Linked DNA regions of Mus musculus: region 1 is linked to region 2. The links are chromatin loops, found by intact Hi-C in ENCODE. Cell type or tissue: left cerebral cortex. All regions are shown on one strand. Links, peaks and the distances in the headings refer to the core of each region. The heading gives the core; the rest is flanking DNA. Region 1 overlaps Atp12a (ATPase, H+/K+ transporting, nongastric, alpha polypeptide). Region 2 holds the start of Mphosph8 (M-phase phosphoprotein 8).

Evidence for each region. A loop is a pair of places that touch in the nucleus more often than their neighbours do. Peaks named below come from ENCODE experiments on the same cell type or tissue, not always from the same donor. Only the 100,000 strongest peaks of a DNase experiment are listed, where the experiment ranks them.
Region 1: a loop joins it to region 2, with 3 times the contacts of the local background. A loop is called at or near these places in 6 of 42 quality-filtered maps.

What each region holds. Positions count from the first base shown.
Region 1 is chr14:56,371,212-56,383,076 of GRCm38, reverse strand. Atp12a (ATPase, H+/K+ transporting, nongastric, alpha polypeptide) reads right to left here. Exons shown (of 23, transcript NM_138652.2): 5 at 11,225-11,338; 6 at 10,364-10,498; 7 at 10,117-10,234; 8 at 9,621-9,889; 9 at 8,452-8,650; 10 at 8,208-8,317; 11 at 6,805-6,939; 12 at 4,602-4,794; 13 at 2,954-3,129; 14 at 2,178-2,314; 15 at 430-580. Among named protein-coding and RNA genes, the nearest start is that of Atp12a, 12 kb to the right of the region's middle. In left cerebral cortex, for the core only: CTCF peaks have their summits at 7,140 (motif pointing left) and 9,544 (motif pointing left); a DNase peak (open chromatin) is centred at 7,129.
Region 2 is chr14:56,660,579-56,671,872 of GRCm38, reverse strand. It overlaps Mphosph8 (M-phase phosphoprotein 8), which reads right to left and starts at 3,625. Exons shown (of 14, transcript NM_023773.2): 1 at 3,309-3,625. The coding sequence starts at 3,521. It also overlaps the pseudogene Gm4032. In left cerebral cortex, for the core only: a CTCF peak has its summit at 3,574; DNase peaks (open chromatin) are centred at 2,897, 3,686 and 6,040; H3K4me3 peaks cover 2,477 bases; H3K27ac peaks cover 1,487 bases.

The DNA of each region.
Region 1 (11,865 bases), core at 2,355-10,354, 290 kb after region 2:
AAAGCCTTTCTAGGGCTGGAGAGACGGCTCAGCAGTTAAGAGCACTGATTGCTCTTCCAGAGGTCCTGAGTTCAATTTCTAGCAACCACATGGTGGCTCACAACCATTTGTAATGGGGTCTGATGCCCTCTTCTGGTGTGTCTGAAGACAGCTATAGTGTGCTCATATACATAAAATAAATAAATCTTTAAAAACAAAACAAAACAAAACAAAAGAAAGCCTTTCTATATCTATACACTACCACAGTCACAAGTGTCTGAGTGGCTTCTTCACCAGGGCCTATGTTCTTGTGACAAAATAACATCAGACAAAGTGTGGCTCTGTGGTACTCTCAAAGACAAGCAGAACTTCAGCCCTTCCAACGTATGCTCCATGTTTCCCAGTGGCTAGGCAGGCCTTCCAGGCCTCTGGGAGCTGCTGCTGACCCACCTGCCTCTGACAGCCTTCTACAATGATCAACTTCTGCTGGGGTGATGTCCGGGCAAACACAATTTCTTGGTAGTTGATTAGAAGCTCATCCAGTTGTTCTGGGGTCATGTCCTTCAGTTCCATGCCAGTCACCACAGCGGCTTTCGCTTCTCTAAAAGGGCCAGAGGGAACAGGATGAAGCCAAAGGCCAGGTCATCTAGTGAAACAATTCTGAGCATGGTTTCTATGTCAAGATGTTAGCTGAGGCTCAAACAGGAGACCATTTCCTGTTGTCCTATGACCATGGGAATAAAATGTTAACTAGCCTTTTCCTTCCAGAGATGGGCAAGCACCCTGGGTCAAGATAAGAAGGAAACACATTTCTTTCCTTCTTATAGCTGCCTGAATGTGTGGTTATGTAGGTGATTATGAAGCCAGAGCTGACAAATAAATAAAAAGTATTGACAAAAAGTGTGCATTTGTGCTGGGGATGTAGTGTGGCTTTGTGGTAGAGGACTAGGCTAGATTGGACAAAGTGAACAAACAAGCAAGCAAAATAAATAAATAATCCATTTCACTCCTGGGCAACGTGGTGACTGGCATGAAATGTATCATTCTATTAGTGACCATTCTAAACATATAAACTGGCCCCAGCCATGGTTTTTTTCATAGGGCTGTTTATTTATACAAAGGAGCGATAACAAGTCTAGGTTTGCCAACTGTGCCCAGAGGCTCTCACTACCTGGTAACCATTTATCACCTGGCAGTCATGTGTTCCTATGAAGCATGAGTGCCTGGGCAATCTTGGTCATTGTTCTTTCCCTTCTCCCAGATTCATAAGAGAAGGTCCCTACTCAACCCACCATTCTGAAGTCTCTGATTCTTTGCCATTCAAAGCCTGGGCAGCTCCTCCCCTGTGCATCTCCTCATTAAATCTGTTGTATTCTCCATCTCCTTGGCTAGATGGGAGGTTCCCCACAGGTGGAGACCGTACCTACTCTAGTGTCTGATATAAAGCCTGGCATATAACTGGAAGGCCACGGTGAGATTGAAAGAATTGATGGACAAATGAATAAAAGAATGATAGGTGGATGGATAGCAGACAGACATGATTAAAAGAATAAAGCTTCCATTCTACTTGATAAGTAGAAAAAGAGAGTCTGTTTGCATGACTCCATGTTATGAAGTCAACTGAATACATAAATAAATGCCTAGGAAGCTCACTGTCAGGGGGTGGTATGAGTGAAACCAGAATGAGTCTCAGTATCCTTAATTCTACAACGGGGTCACTCGCAGGTAATTTCATCTACTCTTTATCTTACTTTTTCTAAGCTGGGCAAGAGGTTTCCAGAGCTGCTGTCCTGTGCTGCATAATATTTCCAATCAATCATGCAGGACCCATAAGAGCATCTTGCCTGGTGATATTATCTTAATTGCTCTAAACACCCTCTTGGATGTTCACTCAACAATAGAACTACACTTTCTATAGGGCATGGTCTATTGTTAAGCTACAGTCAAATTCACTTCATTGAATTTTAAAATACCAGGGAAGGGTATTCATGTGCTTGGCATGTACCAGATACTCAATAAAGTTTTCAGTGAATGAATGAATGTAAATTATAAATCAAGCCAGCATAGCTCAACCCTGGGAGAGTGTTAGCCAGAGGATAGTTTATTCCCACTAGTGAAGTTCTTCAGAGTCAACTGGGCCCAGTGTGTAAGAACTCGACCTTCTGCCCCAGAAGGGCTCCAGTTGGTTCTGTGGCTACCTTTTGTTGACTTGCTCCACAGCAATGTTGCGGCGTTTTGCGATGTCTTCCACCGTCTCATTGTTGGCTGATATGATTCCTACACTCTTGGCAATAGCTTTGGCTGTGATAGGGTGATCACCTGTGACCATGATAACCTAGAACACAGACAACAGAAACTCATGGGTAGTGAGGGGCTTTGCTAGCTAAGTAAAGGGGCCTATAGATGTCTTTTAGAGACAGTTGTGCGCTGCTCTAACAGTCCTAATGCTAACACAGAGGGGAAATTCATGTTTGACTTCCTTATCATGAAGACAAATGGATTATGGAAAATAGAGTACTAAAACCTTTTATTAACTACCCTAGTCTAGGGCAGTGGTTCTCAACCCTTTAGGATATGTAAATATCCTACGTATCTGATATTTACAATACAATTTATAGTAGTAGCAAAATTACAGTTGTGGAGTAGCAACGAGAACATTTTATGGTTGGGGCTCACGACACGAGAAACTGTATTAAAGGGACAAAGCATAGAAAGGTTGAGAACTACTGCCCTAGGGCAATATAATGTCTAATTCATGGCCCCAGCAAGTTCTTCTCACTGTAGGGACGGCATTGACTCATCCCACATACATTGCTTGCTTTGGAGGACAGTTACCCAAATCTCAGCAGTATAAAGGAAGAGGTCTAAAACGGAAATGATGATGTGCACGTGAACATAACTGAAGACTGATGCTGTGCTCTGATGATTGTTCTTAGAAACGGAGAGAACCCAGAGAGAGGAAAATAGCACTCACCTTGATCCCCGCACTCCGACATTTGGAGACCGCATCTGGCACGGTAGACCGAGGAGGGTCAATCATGGACAGAAGCCCCACAAAGCAGAGATTGGAAGTGGGAAAGTTTATGGAGTCTACATCAAATGTGTAGCTTTGGGGAAACTTATCTGCTGGCAAGTAGAGGTGACAGAAACCTGGAAAAGGGGTAAGTGAAAGCAGGATTTTTAAAAAAATGCAGGAAAAGAGTCGGGAGATGGTTGTGTGGCATGGTTGGGGGGGCATGCTTAACATATGGGAGGTACTAGGCAGCAGCTGCTGGGTACAAGCATCGTCTGCAGTCTCTGGGGTTGAGGTCAAAGGCATTCCTGTGTCTGGTAGCCCTCCACGATCATGTGACTTCCATCAGTTTTTATATCAAATAATCTCCAGCGTGGCTCACTGCTTCTCACGTTTCAGTAAGCAGGCGAGAGGTCAAACAGGAGGTTCCTAGAGTGACTCTAGTCACATGGAGGCTAATCTTTTGTTGTGGGTTGTGTAGCGTGTGTTTAAATCATTAGCATCTCATTTATGCATCTTATCTGCTGTACAAACTCAAATAGCCTGTGGAAACACACATTCCGCAGATTCCTAGTCGAGTGGTAAGTAAGCACTTCCATGGTGTTTAATGAACCTTATCATCAGCCATGGGCTGTGAATTCATCACTCTGTAGCTCTGAATAGGTGCCATTCGGTCAACTCATGATTCTGACCGTGGAACACACTAACCCATCGCACCACTTCAGAGATGGTGTTTCTAAAGTTCCTTCCATCTCTAACGTGCCCAGTCTCGGTTCCCTAGTTACCTTTCCCCCGCTGGATAAATGAGATAAGCAATCCTTTCTGAAGTCACCATTCCCTTCTAAGAAGTCGCAGCGTCTCAACACTTGCCTGGTAGAGTCCCCTTGCTTGACTCTTCTTCATACTCCACTACCTTGCTTGTATCACAGACCCACCCTCTCCCTTGTTCAGTGAAATGAAAGCTGCCTCTTACTGAGACCAGTGTCTCTCCTCCCACTGCCTCCAAGCCAGGATGATCCTTAACAAACCCTGAGTGTAACTCTGACCAGCTCATCCTTGTGGCAAAGCTTTCCGTATTCTCTCCAAACTGTAAGAAAAAATGCCAGTTCCTCAGCAAATATTTAATTACTCTACATCATGGCTTCAAGCTGTCGCCCCAGCTCTGTTTCCTGTACCTACTCCAGCTCACCATCCTGTGACATTGCATGCACCACTTGCTCCACCATATGCATAAGTCTCATCCCTTTTTTCTTCCTCTTGCTCTCTGCAGTTCTCTCACATGAATAATTTCCCTTGACCCACCCCATTCAAATTCTGCAACTGAAGACCCAATTTAAAATGTGATTGCTTCTATAAAGTCTCTGGCTATGTCTGGAATCAACCCCATTCTCTTCAGCGTTATCTCTTACATGCTTCTCTCTTGTTTATATATGCTTTTCTTCTTCTTTTTTTTTTTTCAGGGCTGGAGATTGAGCCCAGGACCTCACACATGTGAGGCAAAGACACCACCACTGAACTACACTCCAGGAGCCCCCATGTTCTTTATATGATCCATGTGATGTCATGGCTTCTCTGCTAGTGGCACTTCTTTCATGGCTCTCACACTTACCCAACACACGCTCTCCCAGACCACCCAGCTCCATGTAGGCCGTGTGGAAGGCATCGGCAGAGCTCTTGTCCAGTGGCTGCTCCTGGCCGTTGATCATGATGGTGCTGCACTTCTCTAAGATCCTCTCAGGGGCCCCTTTCATCACCATGAGGAAGCGCTTGTCATTCGGGTCCTCGGTCTCATGTATGGAGAGCTGGGAGGGCATGGATTGGGCAGGTTAGCAATGGCATCTTAGCCATGGTTCTTCCAATTAGCAACAGGACAAACAGGGGGGACATTGTTTTCTTGCTATTTGCCCTCAGAGGATAAAAGAGGAGGAAGAATCATGACACTCCCAAGTGTAGCCTGTCTTTTGGTGTTATAACTAATTAAAAGACTAGATTTGGGTGATCCAGAAGGGCAGGGTGAGCTGGAACCCACACTAGGTACAGCTTGTGTTTCAGACACTGGCCCTTTAAAGCCCTTTGAGGAGGTCAGGTGTGCTCATGTTTGAGTAAGCTATGGACAATGGTGTTGCAAGAGTTGGGACTAGAAGAGCCCTTGTCTCACTTCTCCCTCCTAGTGGTGAGTAGCCATATTTTGTATGTGCTTGTTAAACAAACACACACACACACACACACACACACACACATGTCATGTGCACCTGCACACACATGTGCACCTTGGTTTTTGAGGACCTCTCATTGGCTTGGAGTTGACCCACTGGCTAGGCTGGTTGGCCAGGAAATTCCAGAGATTTGTCTGTCTCTGACCCCCAGACCCAGCTTTTCACATGGGTCCTGTAGATCAAACTTGGGTCCTTGTATTTGCCAGGCAAGCACTTTGCTGACTTAGACATCTCCTCAGCCTTGAACAGCCACTTGTAAATGCTGAGCTGCCAAGGTCAGTAGGTATTCCTGTGGCCCCCTGACTCAGGATGGATCTAGTTATATCTGGATATAACGGGAGATGGTGGAAATATAGAGAAGAAGGCACCGTTAAAAGCAGCCATTTCCCGTTCTCCTTCTCCTTCTTCTAAATAGTGCTTAATAGGAATTACACTCAGAGCTGTGTAAATGCAAGGCAAACTCTCTACCATTGAATCAGATGCTCCAGACCACGAAGCTTTTGAAATATTTTTTCGAGAAAATAAGATATACAGAAAATTGTCACCACTTTGGGATTAACAGTTGATTCAAATCAGTAGTTGCTAGTCCCTAATAGAGGGGTTAGAGAACGGACTGAAGGAGTTGAAGGGGTTTGCAACCCCATAGGAAGAACAACAATATCAACCAACCAGACCCCCCAGAACTCCCAGGGACTAAGCCATCAACAAAGGAGTACACATGGCTCCAGCTTCATATGGAGCAGAGGATGGCCTTGTCAGGCATCAATGGAAGGAGAGGTCCTTGGTCCTATGAAGGCTTCATAGGTGCCCCAGTGTACGGGAATTGAGGGCGGGGAGGTGGGAGTGAGTGGATGGGTGGAGGAACACCCTCATAGAAGCAGGGGAGGGAGGATGTGATAGGGTGTTTCTGAGAGGGAGGGAAACCAAAAAAAGGACAACATTTGAAATGTAAATAAAGAAAATATCCAATAAAAATAATAGAAAGAAAATAGGTTTGTCAGGTTTTTTTTTTCCAAGAAAAAACATCAAGTCAACCAATTAAATCAAAACTTAACCCAACCCAACCTAACCCTAACCAAAGCGCCTCCTGTGCCTCCTGTGTTGATTACCATTGTCCTTCCTTCTCTGAATGGCAGGGCAGAGCTCAGTGGCAGAGTTTGCTTAGCACACGTGAGACCCCATGCTTCAAACCCCAGCACCACCAAGAAAAAGCTCTAGAGTGAGGTGTGCTGGCATCACCTACCATGGCTACATTTATTATTCAAAGCCCAAGTCACACCCCTCACTCGTAGCCTGGCACTCTGCAGGAAATGCCATCTGCAGTAGGAAACTGGGCAGACAAGTTATGGGTCAGAACTGAAGAGGACAGTCATGATTAGAAAAGAGGAGGAGGAGGAGGAGGAGGAAGAGGAGGAGAACAACGACACCACTGGCAAACCTGACCTGGTTTGGCCAATACTCGTGCCCACATCTCCCACCCCTCCAAGGTCTTTGAAGCCAGGTCTGGTCTAGAGTATAGATTCACAAATGGATGAGTACAGAAGTTGTGTTGTTCTAGTGACAAACAAAGATTGTCAGTTGTGAGGGGAAACTCACCTGAAATTTGTTGGTAGAATTAAAAGGAATCTCAGCTACTTTGTGGTTTCTTTTCCTAATGTCCATCACATCACCCAAAATAACCTCTGAGAACTTTAGCAGAGCAGTTTCTGAGGCATCTCCAACCACAACTCTCTGGGAATCAAGAGATAAACATTAACAGCACATCAGCCCCCTAGTTCTTTTGTGACTGTTTTCAACAAACCAACTTGCCTTTAACACACCAACAACATTGACTAAGCTTATGGCCTAGCTGAAAAGACAAAGTCACCACCGAGTGGCTCTCGGCGATTGCAGGATTGCATGTAAGAACATGAAGCAATGGCGCCACCTACAGGCATGATAGAAGTTTGCACAAGCGGGAGCTCTATTGTGTAATGGGGCTTCCTGAGCTATGGTCTATATGACTAGGAGACAGATATTCAGGGGGGGTGGGGGGGAAAGTCTTCTAGAATGCACTGCCAGGGGTGTGTGGTAAGACAGTAAGCAGTCTGCCATCAAAACTCACGTAGCAGAAAACAGGGACTCACAGAAAAAAATTATGCAAACTTTGATGTAGGTAAAACTAATCAGTATTTAAAAAATTAGTGGCAGATGAAAAAGATGGAAAGGAAGGCTAAAAGCAGGGGAGGCCGGCGAGAGGTGGAGAGGTCGGCGGGAGGCTGTCTGGCAACTTAGATGCAAGAACTGATCATAATAGAAGTGTGAAATTGTGTATATTTCAAACCTACAATGGGAGGACTTGGTGGCTCACTAGGTAGAAGAAAATCAAAGATAATCTCCAAAGCCTTTGGCCCAAAGACAAGGAGAATGACTATGTCAGTGTGAACATTTTGGCATCCTGTAGACTGGAAGTCAGACTGGGCACAGAAATAACAGAGGGACAAATCAGCTTTGTGGGGGGCAGGGAGAGGGAAGGGAGGGGGAAAGAGAGGAGAGGAGAAGAGAGGGGAGGGAGGGAGAGAGGGAGAGAGGGAGAGAAGAAAGTAGGAGTGTGGTTCTTATTCAGTGTTCCAAGACCACGTGACATCCTGTATTCTAGTCAAGAGGAGGATGTGCTATGTAAGATCAGACCTCTTATTTCTATCCAACTGTATTTTGTGGTTCAGCAAATAACATTTGGGCATCAAGGAACTCTAATTATGTCCACCTAGCTTCCAGCAGTCAGGAAATCAAGTTCAAGACACATTCTGGGAATGAAAAGGAATTTGGATTTCTGACAAACATCCTTGTAACTTTTCAGTGATAGATGGAGCGAAGGAGACCTTCTGCTCATCTCCGGAGTCAGATTTGCTCTTGCCAGAGCAAACTTTGCCCAGTGGAAGAGACTAAATCAAGCAAGTAGAGCACAGAGTGACCTCGTACAGCCTGCGACATAAGACCTAGAGTGGCAGCAGCCTTACCTTCATGATGGGGACACTCTCCTGGCCTGGCCTGAACTCTGCTCGGTTACACAGTGTTATTATCTTGGACAAGGAAGCCCAGGTTCCAGAGCTTTGGTCAAAGGCTTGTTCTGGACACAGAGAAAGAACAGTGGTTAATGTGGGCGATGGGTCTGACAGGCCCTAGTCACACCCTTCAGGTAAGACCAGAGAGCCCGTTTGCTTGGGTCCTTGTCTTTGGGTTTGGATGCTCCACAAAACTCACTTGTCTGGTTTTCACTTGTATCAGCCACAAAGATCTGGTTGTCAAACCACAAGTGGGCCACAGTCATCCTGTTCTGGGTGAGGGTCCCTGTCTTATCTGAGCAGATGATGGAGGTGGAGCCAAGCGTCTCCACGGCCTCCAGGTTCTTTACCAAGCAGTTCTTCTTAGCCATCCGCTTTGCCGTCAGTGACAGGGTAACCTAGCAGGAGGGGAGAAGGATGCTTTGGGGACAATCATTTTTAACTCAGGTTATCTGGGACTGGCTTTCAGGAGAGAACTAGGCCAGAGGTGGTGTTACAGCTACAAGTCTGGATTAGTGAGCTAAAAGCCACCCCAAAACCCTATTAGCCACAATCTTAAAAAATAGATTAGATATTGGACACTTTCCTTATCTCTATATTCTTTGAGTGCTCTGGAAGTCTACAGGCAGCAAAGACAACTCATGCAATGCCACACATGCAATTAAAATGCAAGCCCAGTTAGATGGGTGTGGTAAGATGCTAGCCTAGCATTCATGAGGTGCTGGGTTTAATCTTCAGAACCACAAAATGAAACAAAAAAAACCAGGAGTGAGACCAGGAACTCAAAAACATTCTTCTCCTGTCTTTGGTCTGGACAGCCCTTGGTCACTGCTCATGTAGTTAAATAGTTAGCGTATGAACCCTTTCCCCTCTCCCCCTCCCCTCTCCCCTCTCCCCTCTCCCCTCTCCCAAGAGCCTCCACAGCAGACTGGGGAGGAGGGAGCTTTTGACCAAGGACTGAGTTAGGTGGGCCTGGGTAAAAGGAGACAGGAGAGCTAGATCTAAGTCTGAGGTTAGGTAAGGAAGGGGGTGAACTCCTTTATAAAAAGATGGGGTGGAGAAAAGGGATGTTAGAAAAGCAATAAGGAGATACATTGCATTCAGAAATTCTACAAATTTCTTATCTGGATGAAACAGGGTGTGAAATAACCTATGTGAACTAACCTAGATCTCCTGAGAATATAAAATTCTAGGACAACGCATCTAGAAGTTAGAAACACCCACAATTCTTATTGTCAACCACTCTATGAAACAGGCCCATAGTGGTCTCTGGAGGGGACAGTGTGTTGCTCTGCAGATGGGGCAAGCTGTGGCTCTACAGCCACCTTGTGGTAGATGCCAAGAGGCTCTCTAACAGCATAAACTCACAGTGACAGTAGCCAGGAGGCCCTCTGGCACATTGGCCACAATGATGCTAATGAGGAAGATGATGGCATCCAGGACGTAGTACTTCATGCACACGGCGGTGATGAAGAAAATGACGCCAACGGACACAGCCACTGCTGCCACAATATGGACAAAATGCTCAATCTCAATGGCTATGGGTGTCTTCTCACTCCCAACGCCTGAAGCCAAGGAGGCTATGCGCCCGATGATGGTGCGGTCACCCGTGTTGATGACAATGCCAGTTGCCGTACCTGCAGGGAAGAAGACATTTTACTTCAGGATTTCTGCTCTCAGCCCTCTCTGGAGGCCTGCACAGGAGGCCAGCACATGACAACACAATGGATAACATTAGTTCTCGGGTCCCCTCAATTCTGCATTTTTTTTTTTTTGGAAAAGCTTTAGAACAAAGGACTGGAGGGTTGAAAACCTCAGAGCCAAGAGGGAGAGCCATGCATCCCTGAGAGCCAGCTAGCCTTACCTTCCAGGCACGTTGTAGAATAGAAGCCTATGTTCTTAGTTTCCAAGGGGTTTTCATGGGTAAACTCAGTTGACCGAGCCTGGGGCTCAGACTCCCCAGTGAGAGAGGAGTTATCTACCTGAAAGAAAATTTGAAAGTAATTCAAAATTAGATACTTTAATTCCCACTTTTTCTTTTTTCAAAATAGGGAGAGGGTTGCCGGGTGTCTCCCAGCAGTCTCCTGGAGGAAGATGTCCTTGACACTCACTTTGCACCCTTGGGAAAACACCAGTCTGATGTCTGCAGGGATCTGGTCCCCTCCTTTAATCTCCACAACGTCCCCCACCACCAGCTGCTCTGCTGGAATGATCTTCTTTTCTGCATCTCGGATGACAAGAGCTTGCTGTGGAAAAAAGCCATGACAGCCACCTAAGCCTCTGGGGAACGCTGTGACCTTCCCACTGTCTGCACCTATGAGACCCCGGAGTATGGGCTGTGGACCCATGGCTGTCAGGGTGGTGAGGGAAAAACTAATGACTGCCTCACAGTAGTTCTCGGGACCCTGAGAACTATTTTTTCTTGAGGTCTGTTCTTGGAACCAGAAAAATCTACCATTGTTTGGCAGATAGACCAAGGCAGATGATGAAGTAACTCCCCTCCCAGATGGCCAGGCAGGTGAAAACCAGTCAGAGAGCTAGACCCCTGCTGAGATGGGGGGATGTTAATGAAGGAGCACCCTGCTTCTTTCTTAGTGCTGCAGGAGGCTCTTTGATTCAGGGCCAGAGAGGGTTCCTAGCTACAGACACAAGGATTCCTGGGAGAAAGATGTAGACCAGATGGATCTCCTTGGCTGTTGGTGGGGAATATTCTAGAACCATCTGAGAGGCTGTCCAAAATGGTTCAGAACATGTTGCACAATGACCAATGTTCTGTCTTGCTTTTCCCTTGGTTGAGCATTTTCCTTGATCTCACTTCAACCCTGTCATGACCACCTCAACTCTGTGATGAACTAGGACTCAGAGATGTGAGCTAATCTGACCACGGTACCCCAGACAGCAAAGAGTGAGGTCACAGCTGCCATCTTACCCAGAATTAAGAAAGAGACCAGAGTTGCTTGGCTCCCACTCACCTGGGGGATCATCTTACTAAAGCTTGCCATAATGTTGGTACTTTTGGCTTCTTGGTAATAAGCAAAAATCCCCGTTAAAATAACGACCAGGACAAGTATGGCGCCCAAATAGACCTGGGTGGGGAAAAGAGGCAGCAGTCAAGGAAACAGATAACCCCAAATCTGAAACAGTTTAGCCTGACTATCAGTGTGACACCACAGTGGAACATTCCTACCTGATTCCATGTGACAAGTCACAAATACAGAGAGGCTAAGGGTACTGCCAAGAATTACCTTCAGGCTATGACAATGGGTGACATGAAGGAAATGAAATTTGTGCTAATGTTCAGATATCTTTTTTATATATACACTTATTCACCACCCCACCCCCAGTCTGAAATCTAGAACATTTCTTGTTGTTCATGTTTGTTGGCAATCAAACATTCTCTGCCCTGTGCCAGCCTGAAGACCATGGATACGTCCTCCAAAGCTGTGCCTATCTGGTATTTAACATCAATGACCACATACGACTCCTAGCTTTTGTCAGCTGGTCTCTTTCTCTTAGTGTGTTCAATTCTTTGGGCTTGGCACTGGGTCATGAGCAGGTATAGCTGCCCTCCATGGGAAAAAGGAGAGATTAGCTTTGAGGAAAGAGCATTCCA
Region 2 (11,294 bases), core at 1-8,000:
TTAAAAGTGAGCAACACCTAGCTAGCTTGTTTAGATTTTTTTTAAAAAAGTAAAGCAGAGGTACACTTGTACTTCTCTGACAATGTTATTCTCAAGCAGAGGTGGAATTTAAAGGGGGCTGGAGAGCAGCACAATGCTTAACAGGGAAAGGGGCTTCAGGCATAAACCTGATAACTGAGAGGTAAGAGCCCCAGATAACACACTGAAAGACAGGACTGACAAAATGGCAGCTGGGGACAGGAGACATACATAGCTTAACAGTTAAGAGCCCTTTTGAATGCCAGCACCATGAGGCAGCTCACTACCAGGTGCAGCATCAGAGGAGATCCACCTCTTCTGGTCTCTAAAGCCACAAACACATACAAATAAATCTTTAAAAATAAAATCAAGTGTGCTGCTGGGTATGGTGTTACACAGCTACAGTCCTTTGAGAAAAAGCAGAGAAGACAGCTGTGGAATCTGAGGCAAGCCTATGCTTTATAGGCAATCCTGAGCTACACTGTGAGAACTGTCTCAAAACAACCACCACCACCACCACCACCACCAACCCTAAATACATGTACTTACTGCTCTTGAAGAGGACCTGGACCTGGGTTTGATTCCCAGTACTTACATGGAGGCTCACAATACCTGCACTTCCAGTCCTAGGGGACCTGACCTAAGTCTAAGGCACACATGTGGTGCACATACATGTACATAAAATAAAAATCTAAAGGAAAAAAATACACATGCATATATAAAGTAGGCACACGGTTCAAACAATGCTTCATGAATGGTTCATGAAATGCTTTACAAAATGCCATATGTTATCTGAATATCTACTTTCAATAGCTTAGTTAATCTTTACAATAGCCTATGGAGTAGATACTATTACTTATTCTAGTTTAATCTGAAAACTGTAGATAGAATAATTAGTCAAAAAGCTCAGCTGAGGGGCTGGTGAGATGGCTCAGTGGGTAAGAGCACCCGACTGCTCTTCCGAAGGTCCGAAGTTCAAATCCCAGCAACCACATGGTGGCTCACAACCACCCGAGATCCTGATGCCCTCTTCCGGTGTATCTGAAGACAGCTACAGTGTACTTACATTAAATAAATAAATTAATTAAAAAAAAAAAAAAAAAAAAAAAAAAGCTCAGCTGAAACTCACAGGAGAGACCTATTCACAGGAGAGTGTGCTGGTATTAAAGGAGTATGCCACTCCACCAAGCTTGACTTTTTTAAAAATTTATTTATTATTTTTCTTTAAGATATGGAGGTCATGAATTTGAAAGACAGCAAGGAGGGGTATACAGGAGGGCTTGGAGGGAGAAAAGCTGCTTACTGCTCTTAGAGAAGACCCTAAGATTCTCAGAATCCACTGCTAGCCATTCACAAGTGCAGGCTTGTGTGGATATAGGTGTGCCACTGCTGCTGGTAGACCTTAGAGGATAAACTCAGTCTTGAACTTGTCTTTCACCTTGAGACAGGGTCTGTGGTTGTTTAACACAGCACAGTAAGATAATATAGCAGGTAATTCTCCTGTCTCACCCCCCAACAGGAACACCAGGTTCACAGACTGGCAGCCAACTTTACATGGACTCTGGGGATTTGAATTCTGGCCCTACCTCTCTAGCTCCATAATAATGACAGTGAATTTCAATTATTTAACTCTCCCTTGAAAATTTTCCAGTGTCAGTAACTGCAGGAAGGTCTCAGGCTCTAAGTCAGCCTGGACTTCTGAGACCCTACCTCAAAAAGCAGGGAGTGACCAAGTGGGGTATGCAGATGCAGAGGGAGCCTGGAGCCATTGTCTCTGTGGCTAAGAGTAATTTAGGATCCATTCCCAGTACCCATGTGGCAGCTCACAACTATTTGCAATTTCAGTTCCAGGAGAACAAATGCTCTCTTCTCGGCTCACAAATGTGGCACAGACAGACATAAGGCTGAACAACCATATACATAAAAATAACAATATAGGCTAGAATTTCGTCTTTAAAAAGAAAAAAAAAATCTCTACCATCAGGCCAGGCAGTGGTGGTCTTTAATCCCAGCATCCAGGAGGCAGATGCAGGCACATTTTTGAGTTTTAAGGCCAGCCTGGTCTAAACAGAGAAATCTTGTCTCAAAAACAAAACAAAACAAAACAGGAGTTCTCAGAGAAAAGCACCACTTTAAAGAAATGTCTACCATCAAGCCAACATGGCACAGGGTAAACAGCAGTCCATTAAAAAAAAAAGTTTGTCAATGGATTAAAAATTAAGATGAAAGTTGGCATATGGCAGATAACAAATGACAGAAAATACAACAGAAACAAAACCATCGTATAGGCACGATTCCTATCTACAGCCCTTATCTTCTCCTTTCTCCAAATTCCCATTTCGTTTACTCATTCAATAATCCCACAGCCGTGAGATAGATCTCTGTGGTAAAGCTCTTGCCTTGCATTCATGAAACCCTGGGTCCAGTACACGGTATCAGATAACGGCAACAACAAAATCAGCCTTTGCTGTTACTGGACTAAGTGTCCGTGATTCAAGCATTATTATAAACCACATCCCCTGATTAAAGGAGCCCACAATCTAGAGCAGAAAAGACAAATACAGAGATAAAAGACAATGACTTAAATAGAGGTAAGAGAGTAAGGACAGAACTGAGAAAGCACCTTTTTCTGCAGAGCTCGGGTAAGGGAAGAGAGGGGAGAAAAGGTATCACAAACAGATGGATCCCAAGCCTTGGAAATACAGACTAAGAATTTCTCCCGGGGACGACATTCGCAGCAAGGAGGATGTTAAGTGTTCAAGCACGATGTGCGAAGATTGTCCTTTCAAGCTTACTCTAAATCTCTTGAGTTACACTCATAAAACGCGCAGAAAAGGGACACTTTGGGTTGGGAAACCTTTACTGTCCCGGGCACTCGGTGTGAATGGGATTTCCTGAATTTAAGCCAAGGAGCATTTTCTACTTTTAGAAAACATTGGGACAACGGTGTAGAGAATCCTCCAGTCTTTCCTAACGGAAAGCCATGGCCCTAACCGTATACCCGAATGCTGAAGGCCACAGAAGTCTCCCACCAGCTGCCTTGCATCCTACGATTCTCAACATTCCATGTCACCGCTTCGTCTCTTCTGCCAAAACAACACTTAGAACTTCCCTAAGCATCCATCCTCCACCGACTGCGGCCAGGGTCCTCTCCAGGATGTCAGTCTGCGCCTACGGACCGCCACCGTCCTCCCAAGCTGTTCCAGGCTGTTCGGCGTCCCACTCGGATTCTCCCAACCCGCCGTCCCCGCCCCGGAGACTCCCTGTCCGGCCGCTCAGCCCCCACATACTCCCTCGCACTTCATGTCCAGGATCCTCTCCACCTCGAAAACGTCCTCCCCATCCTCCTCGCTGTCCCCAACGGCCACCGTTCCTTTGGTGGCTGCGTCCTTCTCTTCGTCCCCTGCTCCAACTCCTTCGGACTCGGGAGAACGGCCAATGCTGTCGGGAACTGACATAACTAGAGCGGCCGCACTCATGCCCTCCTCAGCCGCCGCCGCCATCACAGACGCAGTGCAAAACCAACGCGAAAAACCGCCGGCGACCCACAGCGGGACAGCACCGCGCGCCTGCCGCTCCGCCCTAATCCGCTCCAGCGGCGTGACTCGACCGTGAGGCAAGCCAGCCAATTGTGGGCGCCGAGCTCTGGATTGACACACAGAACGGCCAATCACGCAAAGGCGCGCTCCCCGGCTCCCTGGGGAGTTCACGGGAAGTGGATGGGCGGGTCGACGGACTCTGAGGAAGAACGCTGCCTCAGGGAAGAGCGGAAGGGCTCCCCTGGGGAGACTGCGAGGGGCGGTCCTAGCACCTCACCTCCCAAACTCCGGTGACGCCCGCTGCCTGAGGAGACCTGTTGTTTGGATTGTCGGAAGGAGACCATGAGGATTCTGGGAAAGGGACCCCCAGTGTTAGCGAGACCCGCCTGTGCGGAATGGCTGCCCAGGAATCCTTTCGTATGGTTTTGGCTGGCTTATATGGCGTCTGCGGTCGAATCAATTACATATAGCCTATAGGGATATTTCATTTTAGTGAGTAGCGTTTATAGATAGAGAATAGGGACCCGGAGGTGGTTCAGCAGATTACGGCCCTGGTCGCCAAATATGAGGACCTGAGTTTAATTTCCAAGGGCATACATAGCGAGAGAATTCCCCCAATATGTATTCTCTTCTGTCAGGAGAAAGGCCAATCTTTACAGCAAGACACTGTATCAAGTAATAATTTATGGGATTTACTTGTTGGGCTTTGAAAGTAGTTCAGTGATAGGGCGTTTGTCTGGCAGGTGATGGTTGGAGGCTTGGTCCTAGTAGCTGAGTAAAAGTTGGTTCTCTCCTTCAAAAGATAGAGCCCAGGTTGCCTGGCTTGGCCCCATTTGGGCTATACTTAATTAATTGGATCATTCACACCTGATAAACCAAGCCAAAACCACCTATGTGTTTGTTCCCAAGTTCCCTTGCTTCTTATTGAATTGAAAATATCAGAAGCAGGTGCGGGGTTGATGCAAGAGAAACGAGTAATATTGATGCTACAAAGGAGTCACTAGGAAGCGAGCCTGCGATATGATTGGAAGAGAATTACCAGGCTTATTACAAACTCTAGGAAAGACATTTTTGTGCCAACATTGAAGTTTTGGGTTGCTGAGAAAGTTTCTGTTAACGTTAGTGCACTAAGATTGACCTCCAATTAGACTCCATTTCCACAACAAAAGGAGACAACCCTAACTTACAACCAGCCATTAAGCCTATCCACCTTATTAAAAAAAAAAAAAAAAAAAAAGCCTCTAAGGGGCAGCTCAATGGCTGAGCCCCAAGTCACACCTATCATTAAGTCCTAGTTTGCCATTAAATCCCCTGTGCCCTTGTGAGGAAAAGCCTAACTCTGCTGGTAGGTAGGCAAGAGGACCCTGAATAACAACTATTTGAAAAGAACAACACTGGTGTATATGCTTAGAAATAATTCTGACTATCTTCGCTGTGTACCTCTTGTATCTGCCTGAGTGACTAGACTTTCAGTCTCCTGTCTGTATTAAAATTGTTCCAAGAGTAACCTGCATCTGGAACCTGAAAGAGATTTCAGAATAATAGCTTATGTGGCATGTATAAGCCGAAAATGAGTGTAAGTTAGTAAAAAATCTGTTCACAACTAGCTCCTCTTTGAGCAGTATCCAGAGCCAGATTTATGGTATTATTAAAGAGCTCTCTCCTTTATTAATCTAAGTGTGTGGAGTAAGTTTCACCAGAGAGACATACTAACTTTAAAACAGGTCACATTCCTATAACCCCAGCCTTCCAAAGGCTGAGGCAGGAGAGTGAAGTCTTCAAAGCCAGACTGGTTTAAAAAACACCTTTAGATAGATTAATACATAGATATCAGATATAGATGGAAGACAACATAGACATATCAGCATACATCAGAGAATGATATAACGAAGTTATTTGTGCAGATTATGAATAAGTAACAATTGTTCTATGTGCATACAATACTGCTAGGAAACGTCACTTAAGAAAATATTTTTCTGACATTACTTCCAGCCTCCCTCTAGCCTCTTGTGTCCCCAAATTGTGTACCTTATCTCAGCTGGTCTGCCAGAGACCCCCTCAGTACAAACTGAGGTACCCCATGCAGGCCCCATTTCCACTCCAAAAAGATGAAAGAAATACTGTGAACCAGCAAAAATTCAAACTGCAGGCACAAATGCCCATTGGTGGAAAAGAAGCTTTTTGAAGAAAGAAGGAGATATTTCACAGAACAGCATGGCAGATGATAAAAAAAAAAAACCCTGCAGTTCTCCTTAAAGAAGTTAGGGGTAAACAATATCTCTGGTATGAAGAGGTGAACATGTTTACAAACCATGGAACAGTGAATCATTTTAACAACCCTAAAGTTGAGGCATTTCTGGCACTTTTACCATTACAGGCCACGCTGAGACAGAGCGGCTGACAGAAATGCTTGCCAGCATCCTAAACCAGCTGGGTGCAGACGGTCTGACTAGTTTAAGGAGACCGGCTGAAGTTCTGCCCAAACAATCTGTGGATGGAAAAGCACCACTTGCTCCTGGAGGAGGAAGAGGAGGAGGAGGAGGAAGTTCCAGATCTGGTGGAGAATTTTGATGAGGCTTCCAAGAACGAGGCACACTGAATTGAAGCAACTTCAGGAGAGGGTGACTTGCAGAAGTTACTGTAGCTGTTATTTTCTATCATGACTGCCTCTTAAAATTCTTTTGTTTATGGATCTAATAAAGTCTATATCTCTAATATTTTTAAGTCCCAAGGCTCCTGGACACCGCAGCTCTTTTTCAGCGTTTTCTTATGCCTAATTCATTCTTTGCAGAAAATTAAGCTGAAAAACCCTGAGAATAGAATTTGTAAAGGTTAATAAAAAAAAAGAAGAAAAAAAGAAAATATTTTTCTTGCTTTGAATTTCAAGTCAGTAACAAGTCTGTGGTAGGGAAATTTTTGTTTTCTGGCAATGTATTAAGCTATCTCTCAGATTCAAAGAGACTGGGACTTTTGCTGGATCTCTCGCTAGAGTTAATAATCTGATGACCTCTTCTGGCCTCCTAGGGTTCCAGACCACACACATGTATGGTCACATGGACATACACGCAGGCAAAACATAATAACATGAAACTCATAAAAGGAAAGGTGAGCAGGGGCTGACAAATCCAGAATATGAACAATTAGTTAACGTTGTTTCTTCACATCACAAGACAGAAATGAAAGGGACTTGCAGATTTATAAAAACATGGCAAATGCTTATTTACTTGTTTGGAAACAGGGTCTTGCTATGTAGCTCAGGCTAGCCTGGAACAACTTACTTCATAACCCAGCTAGCTTCAAATGCATAGCAATCCTCCTGCCTTTAGTTTCCAAATGCTAGGACTATAAGTATTTACTACTGTGCCTTGTCTTTGTTTGGGGTCTTCAAGTTGTAAATAAATATTTGTCTTTGTCCCGACCTGTGGGACAGTCAGCAGAGACTGGGGGGCACCTAGAAGAGAATGGGGTCACAAGAGACACGAAGAATGGACAGCAAGCCAGGAGGTCTGATCAAGCTGACAAATGTTTATTGTTCCCACACAGGTTATACTCATAGAAGCAGGATATTGGGTAAGGGGGCTGAAGGGGGGCCACTTTGTTTCTGGGAGAATGCACCTATTCCCAAGAGCAGGATATTGGCTGGGTAAAAAGTTCAACAGGAAGAATAGAACAGAATGGGTTGCTAGGTACCTGTCCACAAGATCTATACCTATTTGTTCTTAACTATGCTAGTACTTTCCCACAGAGGCCAAGACTTTGTGCCAGTAAGCACTTATGGCTGACAAGGAAGTTAATGTTCAAACAAGGTTGCTCCCAACATGTCTTAGATAACACTCTAATAAAATGAGTATGAACACTACAAATAAATTTCATAATAATAATAATAATAATAATAATAATAATTATTATTATTATTATTAGTAGTAGTAGTAGTAGTAGTGGTGGTGGTGGTAGTGGTAGTAGTAGTAAATATTATTATTGTGGGTGTGTCCATAATATGTGTGAGGCCACAAGACAGCTTTGTGGAGCCACTTCTTCATTCCATCCTCATGTGGGTTCTGGAGAGAAACACAAGTCTACAGGCTTTCTTGCTAAGTGTCTACTTACCGAGCTATCTTACTGCCTGTGCAATTCTTCCATTCATCCATATCCAAATCTCCAGGCAGGGAGGAGCCCAAGCCTCATTTCTGCAGCACCTCTGCGCTGATGGCTCTGCCCCTTGTGTTGGTATCTCGGTCACAAGGATGATCAAAGAAAAAGGGTGACTGCAGGATGAACCACAGCCTTGCAGGCATCCGAGAGGTCCAGCCTCTGACGGACTGAACCTCCAACAGCCATGCAGAAGGGTATTTATTGATTATCAAAAGTTATTTTTAGAGTAAAACAAGTTCCTCATACCAAAACCAAGATCCGATCTCTGAGTTCCTTGAAGGAATTCCTCACGCTTGGAATCTCAGTTCTTACTGTGCACTCTTTGCAGTACTCACTAACACAAGACATTCCATGTTTGCCAGGACCAGCTTGTAACTAAAGCCATGCAAAGGCTGTAAAGCTCCCTCGGGGGGGGGGGGGGGGACGTATAAATCACAGAAAACAATCACTGTTTGTTTCTACAATGATTTCTTCAAGGTCTAAGTACTTCTAAGATACAACTACTTCCTTCTGTGTTTAGATACGATGACTCTACTAATTTTTTTCCCTCTACACTCCCGAAAGTCTCCCCTGTCCTAATAAATGACAGCTTGCATAGCTTGGGGACCGGTGACTTAGGAAGTGCTTCCCATTTCCTTATTTGCTGCAAATAAAATTTCCTCTGAATATTTGTTCTTGGTGGTTTGTTCCTTTTAGATTCCCAACAAAAGGGAGTCCAATTCTGCCATGACAGGTTATTCCAGCAGAAATCACAGAAAAGGGAGACAAGGGTTGCAGTGGGAACAGAGATCCTGTACTGCATAAACGAGACGTAAACAAGAGGAAGGCCCGGGCTTCAGGTGTATATTGATGAAGAGAACAGGGAGAAGTTTAAATACCCACAAGACAGGATTTATGTTTTGAAGGGCTTTATACAAAGGGCTAGAGGAACGGCCTGAAGCGGGAGCTCTGTTAACTTCTTCTTTGGATGACAAATACCTCAGGGAAACTATTAAAAGAAAAAAGGTTGAGTCAGGTGGTAGTGGCCCATACTTTTAATCCCAGCACTTGGGAGGCAGAGGCAGGCTCTCTATATGAGTTTGAGGCCAGCCTGGTCTACAGAGCGAGTTCTAGGGACAGCCAAGGCTACAAGGAAAAACAGAAAAAGGGTTGGAGAAATGGCTCAGTGGTTCCAGAGGTCTTGAACTCAATTCCCAGTAACCACATGGTGGCTCACAACCATCTGTAATGGGATCCAATCGATGCCCTCCTCTGATGTGCAGGAAGACATTTCACTCATATACATAAAAATAAAATTTTTAAGAAAGAAAAAAGGTTTTATTTTGGCCCATTATTTAAGAAATTTCCAATTACTTATAGTAATTTCTCTTTTGTTACTCTTTACCTTTTAGTCCCTTTCCTGTAGTAAAAATTCTGGAATTTTGGGTTCTTTTAAAAAACACAGACATAGCCGGGCGGTGGTGGCGCACACCTTTAATCCCAGCACTTGGGAGGCAGAGACAGGCGGATTTCTGAGTTCGAGGCCAGCCTGGTCTACAAAGTGAGTTCCAGGACAGCCAAGACTATACAGAGAAACCCTGTCTCGAAAAACCAAAAAAAAAAAAAAAAAAAAAAAAAAACCAAAAAAAAAACCCCACAGACATATTATATTTTTCATTTTAATCTCAGGTGTGGGATATGGGGCTGCTTTGCAGCAGCTGACTATGGTTTACTCTAGTGGAGGCACGGTTTTGCCAGTTGCAGCTAGTTTCTGTGATTGGGTGACATTTGGAATCCTGGAAAATTTTCAGAGGGGACATAAATGCTAGAGCTCTGAAAGGCAGGATTGGTGATTGGAGATTGGTTGTTCAGGTGGTTGGTTTCAGTTTGCTAGTAGTCATGCTCAAAGAGGAAACCAAAGGAAAGAAATCAGATGAGGGATTTCTCTCTTTCTCTCCTCTATCCTTCTTTCCTATCTAATGATAGGGGGTGAAGCCAGGGCGATAAAGGGTGAAAAAGAAGAACCTACCAAGTGGTAAAGAACAGCTACAAGCAAAGAAAAAACAAGAAGAAAGAAATTCCAGTCAAGGATCTCTCTCTCTCTCTCTCTCTCTCTCTCTCCCTCCCTCCCTCTCCCCCTTCTCACTTCTCTCCTTTCTCTCCTATCCAATGATAGAGGATGAAATGGGGGGAGGAAGGGATAAAGGGTAGAAAAAAGAGCCCATAAAGTAGCAAAGGCCACTCCCTCCCTCCCCATAGAGTGGGTGAGGGTGAGGGGAGAGGGAAACCTGATCTAGTATGGGGAGAGGGAAAAGGACTGAAGAAAGCCCTGAGGGCCAGCAGAAAGATTGTAAACAAGCAACCTCAGGAAATAGGAGGTTGGGGGACCCCCCTCCCCAGAATGCACCAGAGACCTGGGAGGTGAGAGACTCCCAGGACTCAAAGGGAGGGACCTTAGATGAAACAGTAGGGAGAGAGAATTTATAGAGCCCACCTCCAGCAGGAAGACAGGACATCAAGTGAGGGATGGGGTTGCCATCCCACAGTCACATCTCTGACCCATAATTGTTCCTGTCTGAAAGAATTACAAGGATGGAACTGGAGAGGAGCCTGAGGAAAAGAAGGTCCAGCGACAGGCCCAAAGTGGGACAAGGCCTGACACTATTACTGAGGCTATGGAACACTCACAAAAAGGGACCTATCATGACTGCCCTCTGAAAGACCCAACAAGTAGCTGAAAGGGTCAGATACATATATTTGCACCCAACCAATGGACAGAAGCAGCAGACCCCTAGTTGTTGAATTAGGGAAAGCTGAAAGAAGCTGAGGAGAAGGGCGATCATGTAGGAGGACCAGCAGTCTCAATTATCTGGACCCCTGAGATCTCTCAAACACCAGACCACCAGACAGCGTACATCACCTGATATGAGGCCTCCAACATATATACAGTAGAGGACTTCTGGGTCTATGTTCATTCAAAGATGAAGCACCTAGCCCTCAAGAGACCGGAAGCCCCAGGGAGTTTAGAGTCAGGTGGCAGGGGCGTCTCCACGTGGAGACGGGGTGGGGTGGGGAGGAGGGGTGTTATGTGGAGCAGTCGGAGGGTGGATGGGGTGGTGGGGAATGGAATATGGAGTGTAAAAAATAAATTAAAAATTAAATTAAAAAAAAAAAAGCAGCAAAGGCCAGCTACCCTTTCTACTGGAGAGAGAGCGCAGAATTCTGTGTTTCAAGCTACTTTAAATGATTCCTGTGGGATGGTTCAGCCATCAACTTGATACAGATTTGCTCTATCTGGTTTTCTGTTTTAAGTGATAGTTTTAATTTGATTTAAAAATTTGTTCATGGGGCTGGAGAGATGGCTCAGTGGTTGAGAGTACTGACTGCTCTTCCAGAGGTCCTGAGTTCAATTCCTAGCAACCACATGGTAGCTCACAACCATCTGTAATGGGATCTGGTGCCCTCTTCTGGTGTGTCTGAAGAGAGCGACAGGGTACTCATATACATAAAATAAATAATTCTTTTAAAAAATTAAAAAAATATAAAAGTTTGTTCATTATGATGTCAAATATTTCCATACTTCAAAGTCAAAGCTGGGAAACAGTA